Regions from separate parts of the Homo sapiens genome. Here region 2 is linked to region 1. The links are chromatin contacts, found by Hi-C or POLR2A ChIA-PET in ENCODE. All regions are on one chromosome and are shown on one strand. Each heading gives the region's core, a stretch centred on a gene start or an enhancer-like site at or near the end of the contact. The rest is flanking DNA. Distances are from core to core; before and after follow the strand shown. Region 1 overlaps PPP6R3 (protein phosphatase 6 regulatory subunit 3). Region 2 overlaps PPP6R3 (protein phosphatase 6 regulatory subunit 3).

Region 1 (6,066 bases), core at 1,960-4,459:
GTGCAGTAGTGCAATCTCAGCTCGCTGCAACCTCTGCCACCTGGGTTCAAGCAATTCTTGTGCCTCAGCCTCCTGAGTAGCTGGGATTACAGGTGTGTGCCACCGCATCTGGCTAATTTTTGTATTTTTAGTAGAGTCGGGGTTTTGCCATGTTGGCCAGGCTGGTCTCAAACTCGGCCTCAAGCACTTCACACACCTCGGCTTCCTAAAGTACTGGGATTACAATTACAGCAGTCTACTGTGCCTGGCCTCGCTTGCCCATTTTAAAATTGTGTTGTTTGTCTTTATTACTAAGTTGTAGGAGTTTCTTAATTATTCCATATTCTTGTCTTTTTTTTTTTTTTTTTTTTTTTTTTGAGACAGAGTCTTGCTCTGTTGCCCAGGCTGGAGTGCAGTGGTGCAATCTCGGCTCACTGCAAACTCCGCCTCCCAGGTTCACGCCGTTCTCTTGCTTCAACCTCGCGAGTAGCTGGGACTACAGGTGCCCACCTCCACGCCCGGCTAATTTTTTTGTTTGTTTGTTTGTTTTGTTTTGTTTTTTGAGACGGAGTCTCGCTCTTTCACCCAGGCGGGAGTGCAGTGGTGCGATCTCGGCTCACTGCAAGCTCCGCCTCCCGGGTTCACGCCATTCTCCTGCCTCAGCCTCCCGAGTAGCTGGGACTACAGGTGCCCGCCACCACGCCCGGCTAATTTTTTTTTTTTTTGTATTTTTAGTAGAGATGGGGTTTCACCGTGTTAGCCAGGATGGTCTCGATCTCCTGACCTCGTGATCCGCCCATCTCGGCCTCCCAAAGTGCTGGGATTACAGGCATGAGCCACCACGTCCGGCCTCTGTATTCCTGTCTTTTGAGACAGGGTTTCACTCTGTCACCTGGCTGGAGTGCAGTGCTGCGATCACTGCTCACTGCAGCCTCGACTTCGTGGGCTCAGGTGATCTTCCCACCTCAGCCTCCTGAGTAGCTGGGACTACAGACGTATGCTACCACGCCTGACTGATTTTTTTGTATTTTTTGTAGAAACGGGGATTTACCACGTTGCCCATGCTGGTCTCAAACTCCTGGGCTCAAATGGTCTGCCTGCCTCGGCCTCCCAAAATGCTGGGACTACAGGCATGAGCCACTGCGCCCAACCTTGTACATAAATCTTTTATCAGAAATATGATTTGTCAATATTCCATTCTTTGGGTTTTCTTTTCACTTCTTGATGGTGTTATTACTGAAGGATGAAAACTTTTAATTTGAAGTGCAATTTATCTTATTTTTCTTTTATCTCGTGTTTTTGGTGTCATATCTAAGAAAGTTTTGCCTAATCCGTGGCCACAAAGATTAACTCCTGTGTTTTTTTCTGAGTTTTGATTGCCTCATTTTTAATGACTATTTCACTGGATAGATAAAAGAACCTTGGTTCAGATGAGATCATTGTTGTTTATTGTTGGATATTTAGGAACCATGTATTTGTGGATGACCTGGATAGTTTGTTCTGTGGTTTTCCCCACAGTGTCATCTTCCTCTATATTTAGACATTTCTTTTTCTATTATAAGCTCTTTGGACATTATTATATATGACTTTGTGCTCAGTATAAACACCTTAGAATAAAAGAATAATTGGACCAAGGGGTATATAGATTTTAACACCTTTTTGTTATCAGTGGCCAGAAAAATTACCCCAGTTGCTATTTTACCAGCAGTTCCAGTCAGTTTTATGTTAATACATTTTAAAACTTGTTTTATTAGGGGTAAATTTGGACATGCAGAAATTGAACAGTATAATGAAACTATCAGTTACCCAGCTCTAACAACCATACACTCAAGGCCAGTCTTGTCCCACTTAACTTCCCCATTTCCCACTTCTCTTCTATATTATTACTATTTAAAAACTCTATTGAATCACAATAGAAATACGGAAAAGTACATACAATAAGCAGATTTTCATAAGCTGAAATCCACCTGGGCAAGCAGCCATCACATGTCTCCTTGTGTCCACTTCCAGTCACACCCTCTCTAGGGGCAGCCGGTATTCTAACAGCTAACAGCACTGATTAGTTTTGCCCAGTTTTGTTTCTATTAAATAGAGTCTTACAGTAGGTACTCTTGTGTCTTTCTCTTGGCATTGTTTGTAAAATTACTGAAGTCATTGCATACAGTTGATTATTTGTTACTGTTGCTTCACAAAATTTTGTCATATGAAATTGTTCTGTTGTTGATGGACATTGGATAGATGGTAGTTTTGGGCTGTTACAGATATTGCTGCTCTGAACATTCAGTTTGTATCTTTTGGTCAACAACATACGTATGCATTTCTGTTGTTCAGTATACCTAAGGGTGAAATTGCTAGGGCATAGAGGTATATGTATAGTAGTGGCATCTACTAAAGCTATTGTACCAAATTAGGCTTCCATCAGCAGTGTGTGAAAGTTCCACTTACTCTGGATCCTCTCCAGTATTTCATCCTTTTCATTTTAGCCATGCTGGTAGCTGTGTAGAGATGTCTTACTTAGGGCAATTTTAATTTACAGTAGTGAGGTCATACGTTTATTGGTCATTTGGATATCCTTTTTTATGAAACATATGTTTAAGCCTTTTTTTTTCTATTATCTTTTTTCTGTTTTTATTACCTTTCTATTTTTTGCTGCATAATAAATTATCCCCAAACGTAGTGGATTAAAACAGCAATAAACATTATCTTGCAGTTTCTGGGAGTCAGAAACTTGGGAGTGGCATGGTTGTCTGCTTCTGGCTTGGGTGTGATTAGCCCTCTGAAGCCTTCATGGATCCGCTGGAGGATCTGTTCTAAGGTGGCTCATTTACATGCCTGGCAAGTAGGTTCTGGTTCTGGCTGTTGGTGGGAGACCTCAGGTCGTTTTCACATCGGCTTTTGCCAGGGATGTCTGAGTTTCCTGTTCTCAGGACATGGTGATAACTTCCCACTGAGAGAGTGATTCAAGAGAAAGAGCCCCTAAGTGGAAGCTATCATTTTTGTGACCTAGTCTTGGAAGTCACGTAGCATCTAGCTTTGCCATGTTCTGTTTGTTAGAAGAGAGGCACATTGTGGACTTCTAAAAAAGTGACAGGGTCTTATTCTGTCACCCAGGCTGGAGTGCAGTGGTGCGATCATAGCTCACTGCAGCCTTGACCTTCCTGGCTCAAGGGATCCCCCCACTTCAGCCTCCTGAGTAGCTAGCTGGGCCCACAGTTGCGCGCACCACCACACCCGGCTCAGTTTTGTATATTTTGTAGTTGGAGTTTTGCCATGTTTCCCAGGCTGGTCTCAAACTCCTGGGTTTGAGCATTCCTCCCACCTCGGCCCTCCAAAGTGCTAGGGATTATAGGCAAGAGCCACTGTGCCCAGCTGAGATGTATTTTAAAACAACAGTTAGTAGGATTTTTGTATTTTGGACAGGCATCTCTTGTCAGATGTATATATCGTGAATATCTTTACCTATTCTGTGGGTCCTCATTCTGTCTTTTGAGGTGAAGGAGTTCTATTAAATCTTTTTTTCTTTATTGTCAATTTTGTCCATTATATTTTGAAGATATTCAAATAATTATTGCTTCTTCTATAAATATGTTAGTATATGTTCTCAGAGAATAAGGACTCTTAACCGTAACAACCACAAAGCCTCACATCTTAAAAATAAAATGAACACACATTTGCTTGATATTATTCAATACTTAGACTTGAAAGTTCTAGTTTCATGTGATAACTTTTTTGTGTGATTTTCTAATTTTGGCAGTGGCAAATCAGGATCCAAATAAGACCTACCTTTTTTTTTTTGTATATGGGTTCCTCATTTTTTGCTCTTCTCCCACCATGCCTTCCATTTGTGGGAGGACTGGGCTCTTTTGTTTTGTGGTATTCCCCACAGTGTTGTGTAGCCTCTGTTTTATGTGCACTGGTAGTTGGATCTTGAGGAAGTTTCTCTTGGAGAATACACTTTGTTGGACTTTCACTTTAAAACTTTTTTATTTTTTTGAGACGAAGTCTCAGTCTGTTGCCCAAGCCGGAGTGCAGTGGTGTGATCTTAGCTCACTGCAACCTCCACCACCTGGGTTCAAGCAATTCTCCTACCTCACCCTCCCAAGTAGCTGGGACTGCAGGTACGTGCCACCACGCCCGGCTAATTTTTGTATTTTTAGTAGAGACAGGGTTTCACCATCTTGGCCAGGCTGGTCTTGAACTCCTGACCTCGTGATCTGCCTGCCTTGGCCACCCAAAGTGCTGGGATTACAGGCGTGAGCCACTGTGCTCAGCCTAAAACTTTTATCTGAAAATGGTGCTGTTTCTTTGGTTGTGATCTGTCTCTGGAGGTTGAATGTGGAGCTAAACTGAAATTTTTAAGGGCTTCTAACCTAAATCACATTGAAATTCATTTAGACCAGAGCTGTTCAATACTTGAAGGGTGAGGGTTCATTTTGGAAGGCACTTCCGCCGCCTTCCTTTTCTGTGTGTACGGGAGGCCAGTGGCAGTCTGGTCATCTTGAGTGCATCACGCCCTCACTGGCAGTTCAGAATGTTGCAGGGCATCGTTAGCATGGATTTTGCTGTTGTTAGTTTTTTCATGTTTATTGTCTACTTGTTTTCTCCTCGTGCTGTCTGCTGGCTTTCCTTCTCTTGTTGCCAGTTTTGGAGTTGTGATGAACAATATGTTAAGGGTTGATAACTCAAAATTCTTAAGTTCTTTGTGGGTTAACATTGAATTTGTAGTGTTCTCCAGTCTCTTTCTTTTCTAACAGAAACTTTCATGATGAAAAGTTAGAAGAATAAATTACAATGTGATTAACCCTGCACATTGAAGAAGTAGACAAATTATTAGTATTATTTTGAGACAGGGTCTCACTCTGTCATGTAAGCTGGAGGGCAGTGGCGGGATCTCGGCCAGTGCAACCTCTGCTTCCCAGGTTCAAATGATTCTCGTGCCTCAGCCCCCTGAGTAGCTGAGATTACAAGCACGCACCACCACACCTGGCTGATTTTTGTAATTTTAGTAGAGATGGGGTTTCACCATGTTGGCCAGGCTGGTCTTGAACTCCTGGCCTCAAGTGATCTGCCCGCCTTGGCCTCACAAAGTGCTGGGATTACAGGCGTGAGCCACTGTGCCCAGCCTTCAAATTATTTCTTAAAATGCGTGTGTATCCAGAGTTTAAACTGAAAGAGTTGTTTTCTTAATTCCAACTGTATTTTTAAAGTATCATTCAACTTCAAGTAATAATTAAATTTTTCATGTTTTGTTTATAAGTGAATGTATGTAAATGATACCAATTTTTGGCCACTAATTCATTCAGCAGATACCTTGGGTGCCTACCCGGTGCCAGTCCTAGCGCTTCCTGTGCTTTGGTCATACAGTAAGTCCTCACTTAACACCATTAACAGGTTCTTGGAAGCTGCAAACTTAAGCAAAATGACATAGAACTGAACCAGTTTTGTCTGCCTCATCAGTGTTATAATGGAATGGTGTTATTCAAGAACCTGCTGTATGTTGTTTTGCTTAAAGTCGCAGTTTGAAAAAACGTGTTGACACTATTAAGTGAGGATTTACTGTGTACATGGTTAAAGATGATGGACATGGTGCTGGTACCCTCATGAAATGCTCAGGACAGTGTTTCTACGAAAGACAATGCAGGCTATGTATGTAATCTTAAATTTTCTAATAGCCACATGAAGAAAGTAAAAAACGCATAAAATTAATTTTAATATGTTTTATACAACCCATTATGTCCAAAATATTATTTCAACATATAATCAGTAGGAAAATTGAGATGTTTTCACATTTTTATACTAAATCTTTGAAATCCATTGCATATTTTATACTCTTAGTACCTCTTAGATGAAACTAGTCATATTTCAAGTGCTCAAAAGCCGTATGTGGCCACCATAGTACAGAGCATATATCAGAATTATTATCATTATTGTTCATGCTCACATGGGAGTTGCAGGGGGCGCTAACCAAGAACCCAAGTAAACAGTGGGTTGGAGGGGCCAGAGGAGACTGGGAGATGAATTAGGAAGCTGTGTCCAAAGGGTATCTTAAAAGATCTTTATGGATGAATGCACACTCCAGTTTACCTT
Region 2 (6,066 bases), core at 2,246-4,745, 43 kb after region 1:
TTGGATCAGCCTCCTCAGAAGAGTATGACCCTCTTCTCTTCCAATCTCTGAGAGCTTGGGCAGGGAGCTTACCCTTCTTGGGTCTGTTTCCTCATATGCTGAATGAGGCTAGTAATGTTTTAATCATTGAAGAGTAGGCATGCCTTCTATGAAGGGCTTACTTTCCACAAAAGTACTGCGCACCCCCCGCCGTTATAACAGTGTGGCACTTGTATTATATTGCTTCGTCAGTGTTTTTGCCTTTGAGGTTGCAAGAGCAAATGCACCTCCTCTGGACACAGCCTTCTGCATGGTACCATTTTGAAGGAGCACCACTTGAGTTGGATAGGGCAGTACTCTGCCATGCTTCTGCCCTGAGCAGAGTCACCACCTGTGTGTAACATATCTTGGATGATGCCACAGCTAGATTAGCATAGAGGGGTTTTTCAGCTGGGATCTGAAAGTGCTTTAGGGTTATGGTTGACTACAGTCATTTAAGGAAGTTTAGACTGGGATTGTGTAGTTTTGGGATGATGGAGTAATTGCTGTATTGGGGTAAACCAGACTAAAAAGTCCCCCAATAATTTTTCAGATAAGACCTCTGGAGAAAAATGAAGCATGACGAGACAGGGACTGCTGAAGGTGGTGGGGTGGGCAGAGGAGCTCAGGAAAGGCCTAATTAAGATGGTGCCATCTGGTCAGAGCCATGCAGGAATTAAGGGGGTTGCCAGGTGGGCACTTACAACCAGGAACATCCAGGCAGGGGGAACAGCAAGTGTGGAAGCACTAATGTGCTCATGTGCTTGGTGTGCCCCAAGAACATCTGGGCAGCCAGAGAAGGGGCAGCATTGTGAATGAGGGAAAATGGAAGGAGGGAGGGTTGGAGTGAAGGTGGAGCACCTCTGGAGACAGGCCATGCAAGGCCTGGTAGGCTCAGCCAGGATGCTTGCTATACTTGGGATGAGATGGGAAGCCACCAGAGGGTTTTGAGCAAATGTGTGCATGTTGGGGAATCTGCCCCGATATTCACATAGGTTCTTTTCTGTTTTCCCTAAGCGTCAGTCGGCTTGAGAAATAAAGGGACAGAGTTCAGAAGAGAGATTTTAAAAGCTGGGCGTCCGGGGGAGACATCACATGTCAGTAGGTTCCGTGATGCCCCACAAGCCACAAAAACCAGCAAGTTTTTATTAGAAGTTTTCAAAAGGGGAGGGAGTGTGCAAATAGGTGTGGGTGACAGACATCAAGTACTTAACAGGGTAATAGAATATCACAAGGCAAGTGGAGGCAGGGCGAGATCACAGGACCGGGGCAAAATTAAAATTGCTAATGAAGTTTTGGGCACCATTGTCATTGATAACATCTTATCAGGAGACAGGGTTTTGAGATCAACCCGTCTGACCAAAATTTGTTAGGCGGGAAGTTCCTCTTCCTAATAAGCCTGGGAGCATTATGGGAGACTGGAGTCTGTCTCACCTCTGCACTGACCATAAGAGATGACCACACCCAGGGGGGCCAGTTTAGAGACCTACCCCCAGGTGCGCATTCTCTTTCTCAGGGATGTTCCATGCTGAGAAAAAGAATTGAGCGATATTTCTCCCATTTGCTTTTGAAAGAAGAGAAATATGGCTCTGTTCCGCCTGGCTCACCTGCGGTCAGAGTTTAAGGTTATCTGTCTTGTTCCCTGAACATCGCTGCTATCCTGTTCTTTTTTTAAGATGCTCAGATTTCATATTGCTCAAACACACATGCTGTACAATTTGTGCAGTTAAGGCAATTATCACATGGTCCTGAAGTGACATACATCCTCCTCAACTGACAGGATTAAGAGATTAAAGTAAAGACAGGCATAGGAAAGCACAAGGGTATTGATTTGGGGAGGTGATAAGTGTCCATGAAATCTTTACAATTTATATTTAGAGATTGCAGTAAAGACAGACATAAGAAATCACAAAAGTATTAATTTGGGGAACTAATAAATGTCTATGAAATCTTCACAATCTACGTTCTTCTGCCATGGCTTCAGCTGGTCCCTCTGTTTGGGGTCCCTGACTTCCTGCAACCTGTGCCATAGTCTGACTTTGTTCCTTAGGAGTGCTCTGCCTGCTCTGTGGTTAGGGACTGTAGGAGGACAGAAGTGGAAGTACAGTTGGCTGCAGTGATCAGCAGAGAAAAACAAGATCTTAGTGGACCTGATTGTTGAGAAGCGGTCAGATTTCCAGAGGCACTAGATGAAGTTAGAACTGAAGGGGTTTCCTCTAGGTATGGAATGGGAGATAAAGTGTCAAGAGTGACTATGAGGATTTTGGCCTGGGCAGTTAAGAGGATGGAGTGGCTTTATGGCAGTGAAATAAGATTGCAGAGGGAAAGGGCAGGAGTTTGGGTCTGGCCCTGTCACATTTGAAATGCCTGTTAGACATGAGGTGGAGATGAGGCCTAGTGGTAGGTGGACAGAGGACATGTAAAGCCACAAGGCTGAATGAGATCGCCTGCAGAGCTGATGGAGCTAGAAGAAAGCTTCTGAAACTGGAGATGGGTAGTGTGGGCTGGCCTGGGTTCCACTGAGGGATGGAGGAGTGATTGGATGCAAGAGGAGAACCTGGGGGCTGCTACCCTGGAAACCAAGGGAAGTCTGGCTTCAGGAAGGAGGGGGGACAGTGGGTTAGCGGTACTGCTCATAAGAAACCACTCAGTTTGTAACATGGAGATCATGGGCCCCATCAGTACAGGTTCTTTGGAGGGGCCCAGGTGAAAGCCTGGAGGCAAGCAGAGACAACTCTTTGAAGTGATTTCTTGTAACAGGAGCAGAGAGGAAGTGGTAGGTCGAGGCAGATTTGGAGTCAGGGGTGGTGTGGGGTTTTGTTTTTTCCTAAATGGAAGTGATGACCTGTGAGAACGTTGCAGCACAGAGGAAACACAGCCAGTGTGAGGGAGCAGGCCGCCGAGTGATGCATTGTGCTGGAGTGGGCGGGGGTGGGGGCATGTGGTCCAGAGCATACATGCAGGAGATGACCTCAGGAGCAAGGGCCACTCCCCTGGAGCGAGGAGGAAGTGCCCAGCTGTAGGTGGGGATGTGATAGGGCTGGGTTCCCTTCTGATTGCCTTCTCTGTGTTCTCAGGCAAAGGAAGCGAGGTCAGAGCCTATGGAGGAGGAGGGGTCTTGCCGAGGGTGGAGTGGAGGCATCTTTGGGTGCTTGAGAAGCTGCTGTTTTTTTTTTTTTTTTTTTTTTAAGACAGAGTCTTGCTCTGTCATCCAGGCTGGAGTGCAGTGGCGCAGTCACAGCTGGCTGCAACCTCTGCCTCCCAGGTTCAAGTGATTCCTGTGCCTCAGCCTCCTGAATAGCTGAGACTACAGGTGTGTGCCACCACACCTGGCTAATTTTTGTGTTTTTAGTAGAGATGGGGTTTTGCCACATTGGCCAGGCTGGTCATGAACTCCTGACCTCTGGTGATCCATCCATCTTGGCCTCCCAAAGTGCTGGGACTATTGGTGTGCGCCACCGCGCTCGGCCTTGAGAAGCTTCTTGAATGTTAAGGAGGGAGGGAAGGAGAGTAGCCCCAGCCTGTCTGGAACCAGAACTCTGAGCTTTTTGTGTAATGGCTAACATTATGCATGCTTCTTGAGTTAGGTCATACCACCCAGTCACCTAGAAAAAGTGAACAAATTTTAAAGTTGCTCATCTGGACTTTCTCTGTCAGAGTTTGGAGAAAACACTCATGCATTTGATTCACAGCCAGGAGTCCGCTTGCCTTTTACTGATCTTCTGTTTGTCAGCAGTTTCCACATTAAGACAGTTGAGTGAGTGCATCTCCCCAACCCACTCTAGCAGCATTCTGCCATTTTATAGTGAAAATAAAGAGGAATGAAAACAGCTGTCATTTATTAAACACTTATTTACTTTATGCCAGGCCCTCTTCCCAGCCTTTTTTACTCCCCTCCTCCATAAGATAAGGACTATTGTCTTAATCTTACTAACTTGGAAACTGAGGCCCAGAGAGGTTAAGTAACTTGTCCAAGGTTATACAGCATGTAAGTGGTAGAGGCCGGTTTTGAACTTAGCTAGTGTGACTCTAGTAGCTGCACCTGTAACCGCTGCATCAGCCCACTCCTGGGATAATGGGTACTTTACAGGGGTTTATATTCTGGCATCTTGAAGCCCATGCTACGTAAATTGAGGGAGGAGACTTTACTTCCCAAAGACCCATACATCTGCCAGGTCTGTTTTTTTTTTTTTCCTTTTCTGTTTTCTTTATACAAAGACTCATTTTGGGACCTTCTCATACTCTTCTGTCTTTAGGCCTCACACCAGAGCCTGTCAAGTGCCGTGGCTTTCTGGTTCGTCACCAGTGGTCTTTTTGTGCCAGGGTCTTGCTGCAGGCAGCACTTGCTTGCCTTGGATGCCCCAGGTGTGTCGTATACGTGTCCCTCCTGCCCCAGTCTTCCCTGGTTTCTTTTGTCATGCAGCCACGTTTGGCTATTTTGCCATCTCTCTGTCTTGCTCAGCTTTTGAGCTTGCCACTCCTGATGACTTGTTGGGGCGCTGGGTCCTGGCTGTCCAGCAGGGAGGAGTGTAAGAGCAGAGTAATTCTGGGTCAGCTAGAGTATCGTCTGGATAGGCTCAACGTCTCTGTTGTTGCTAGTGAAAACAGACACGAGATTGTCATAGTAGGAGTAAGTGGAGGAAATGGACCTGCTGCCTGTTTGCAGAGGGTCAGTGGTCTGGTTGTCAGAGGCAAGCATTTCTAAAGCCATGGGGTCTGTAGAAGAGCCTGTGTGGGTCCATATAGAGCAGGTGTCATGTTCTTAGCCGTGGGCCTTCTACAGGAGAGACAGCATGGTGAAGACTCATGGTGGGCTGACTTTGTGTCTGTGCTGATATCCAGATACTGGAAGGCTGATGTGGAGAGCACTAGTTTTGTTTTGTTTTGGTTTTGACACAAGGTCTCACTCTTGCCCAGGCTGGAGTGCAACAGTCATAGCTCTTTGTAGCCTCAAACTTGTGGGCTCAAGTGATCCTCTAATCTCAGCCTCCTAAATAGCTAGGACAACATTTTTTTTGTATACTGCTTCCTGCCTTGGTAGCCCAGGCTGATGTCCTGTTCCCCCCTTCATTATAGTAGGATGCTTACTCTCTTAAGATGTAATATAGACTTAGTACCATTTACAACCCATCTAAAGATAAAGGCTGGTCCAGGTCCCTACAGAGTGCCTTAAGTCATTACAAGGTGCTGCATGCAGTGCAGTTTCCTGGAAACCAGTGTCCTCCACAGTTGTCCGCAAGCTTTGCTGCTTCCCATGCCAGAGGAGGCTGTAGCCTGATGGCTCGTACGTCCAGCCGCTTTCCTCGCTGATCGTGGAGAAGGCCCGGGCCCTGCAGCATGACCTCTCTGGGCTTCTGAGTACTAGGTGCGCTCTAGTTTCTTCAGGGAAAATGTATTCTTGTTAAAGCTTGGTTTAAAAACAATTTTTTAGATAGTAGAAAATTTATTTTAGTCTGGAGGTAGGTTGAACAGAATGGATTGAAATGATTTCCTGATTTCCAGTAAACGATTTTATTTTTTTCACAAAATCTTGGGAAGCCTTTCTGATTTGTGTTTATCTTTATGTAATTAAACTGTTAATAAAGATGATGATGTAAATATCCTGTTCTTCTAGGTATCCAAATATATCTTGTGAGTTGCTCACTTCTGATGTCTCCCAGATGAATGATAGACTGGGAGAAGATGAATCCTTGCTAATGAAATTATATAGCTTCCTCCTAAACGATTCCCCTTTGAATCCACTACTTGCCAGTTTCTTCAGCAAGGTGCTAAGTATTCTTATCAGCAGAAAACCAGAACAGGTAAATATGATTTTCCAAAAGGTAAGTATTAGGGCTGATCATCCCCTTGAGGTGATCCCCCAGTACTTGTTGCTTTAAGAGTTCTAACTTTGCCTTAAGTTCAGGTTGTATAAGAGAATGTATTTTAAACCTTAAACATTCTAAGCACTCACATACTATTTGTATGTTAATGAATATTTCTAATATGGCATAATCTCAAATTTCACTTAATTTGTTAGCATACTTTAGTTTCCTCTTTTGAGAAGTG

What was found. A loop is a pair of places that touch in the nucleus more often than their neighbours do. ChIA-PET counts read pairs that join two places held with the same protein, here RNA polymerase II (POLR2A). Pooled maps may share reads with other maps.
Region 2: a loop to region 1 is called in a map of sigmoid colon, with 1.8 times the contacts of the local background. The contact joins two enhancer-like sites. A Hi-C loop is called at or near these places in 4 of 168 maps with a recorded cell type or tissue (heart right ventricle, psoas muscle and sigmoid colon), 1 of 37 single-sample maps with no recorded cell type and 3 of 50 pooled maps. POLR2A ChIA-PET finds 5 or more read pairs at or near these places in 10 of 52 experiments (B cell, Caco-2, GM12878 and 7 more).

What each region holds. Positions count from the first base shown.
Region 1 is chr11:68,496,524-68,502,589 of GRCh38, forward strand. All of the region lies in intron 1 of PPP6R3 (protein phosphatase 6 regulatory subunit 3), which reads left to right. Among named protein-coding and RNA genes, the nearest start is that of PPP6R3, 39 kb to the left of the region's middle. Within about 2 kb of position 3,210, at least 3 of the 41 ENCODE cell types and tissues checked have a DNase peak (open chromatin) inside an H3K27ac peak, as active enhancers do.
Region 2 is chr11:68,539,206-68,545,271 of GRCh38, forward strand. It overlaps PPP6R3 (protein phosphatase 6 regulatory subunit 3), which reads left to right. Exons shown (of 24, transcript NM_001164161.2): 4 at 5,633-5,819. Among named protein-coding and RNA genes, the nearest start is that of PPP6R3, 81 kb to the left of the region's middle. RefSeq lists enhancers at 1,079-1,784, 4,045-4,545, 4,546-5,046. Within about 2 kb of position 3,496, at least 4 of the 41 ENCODE cell types and tissues checked have a DNase peak (open chromatin) inside an H3K27ac peak, as active enhancers do.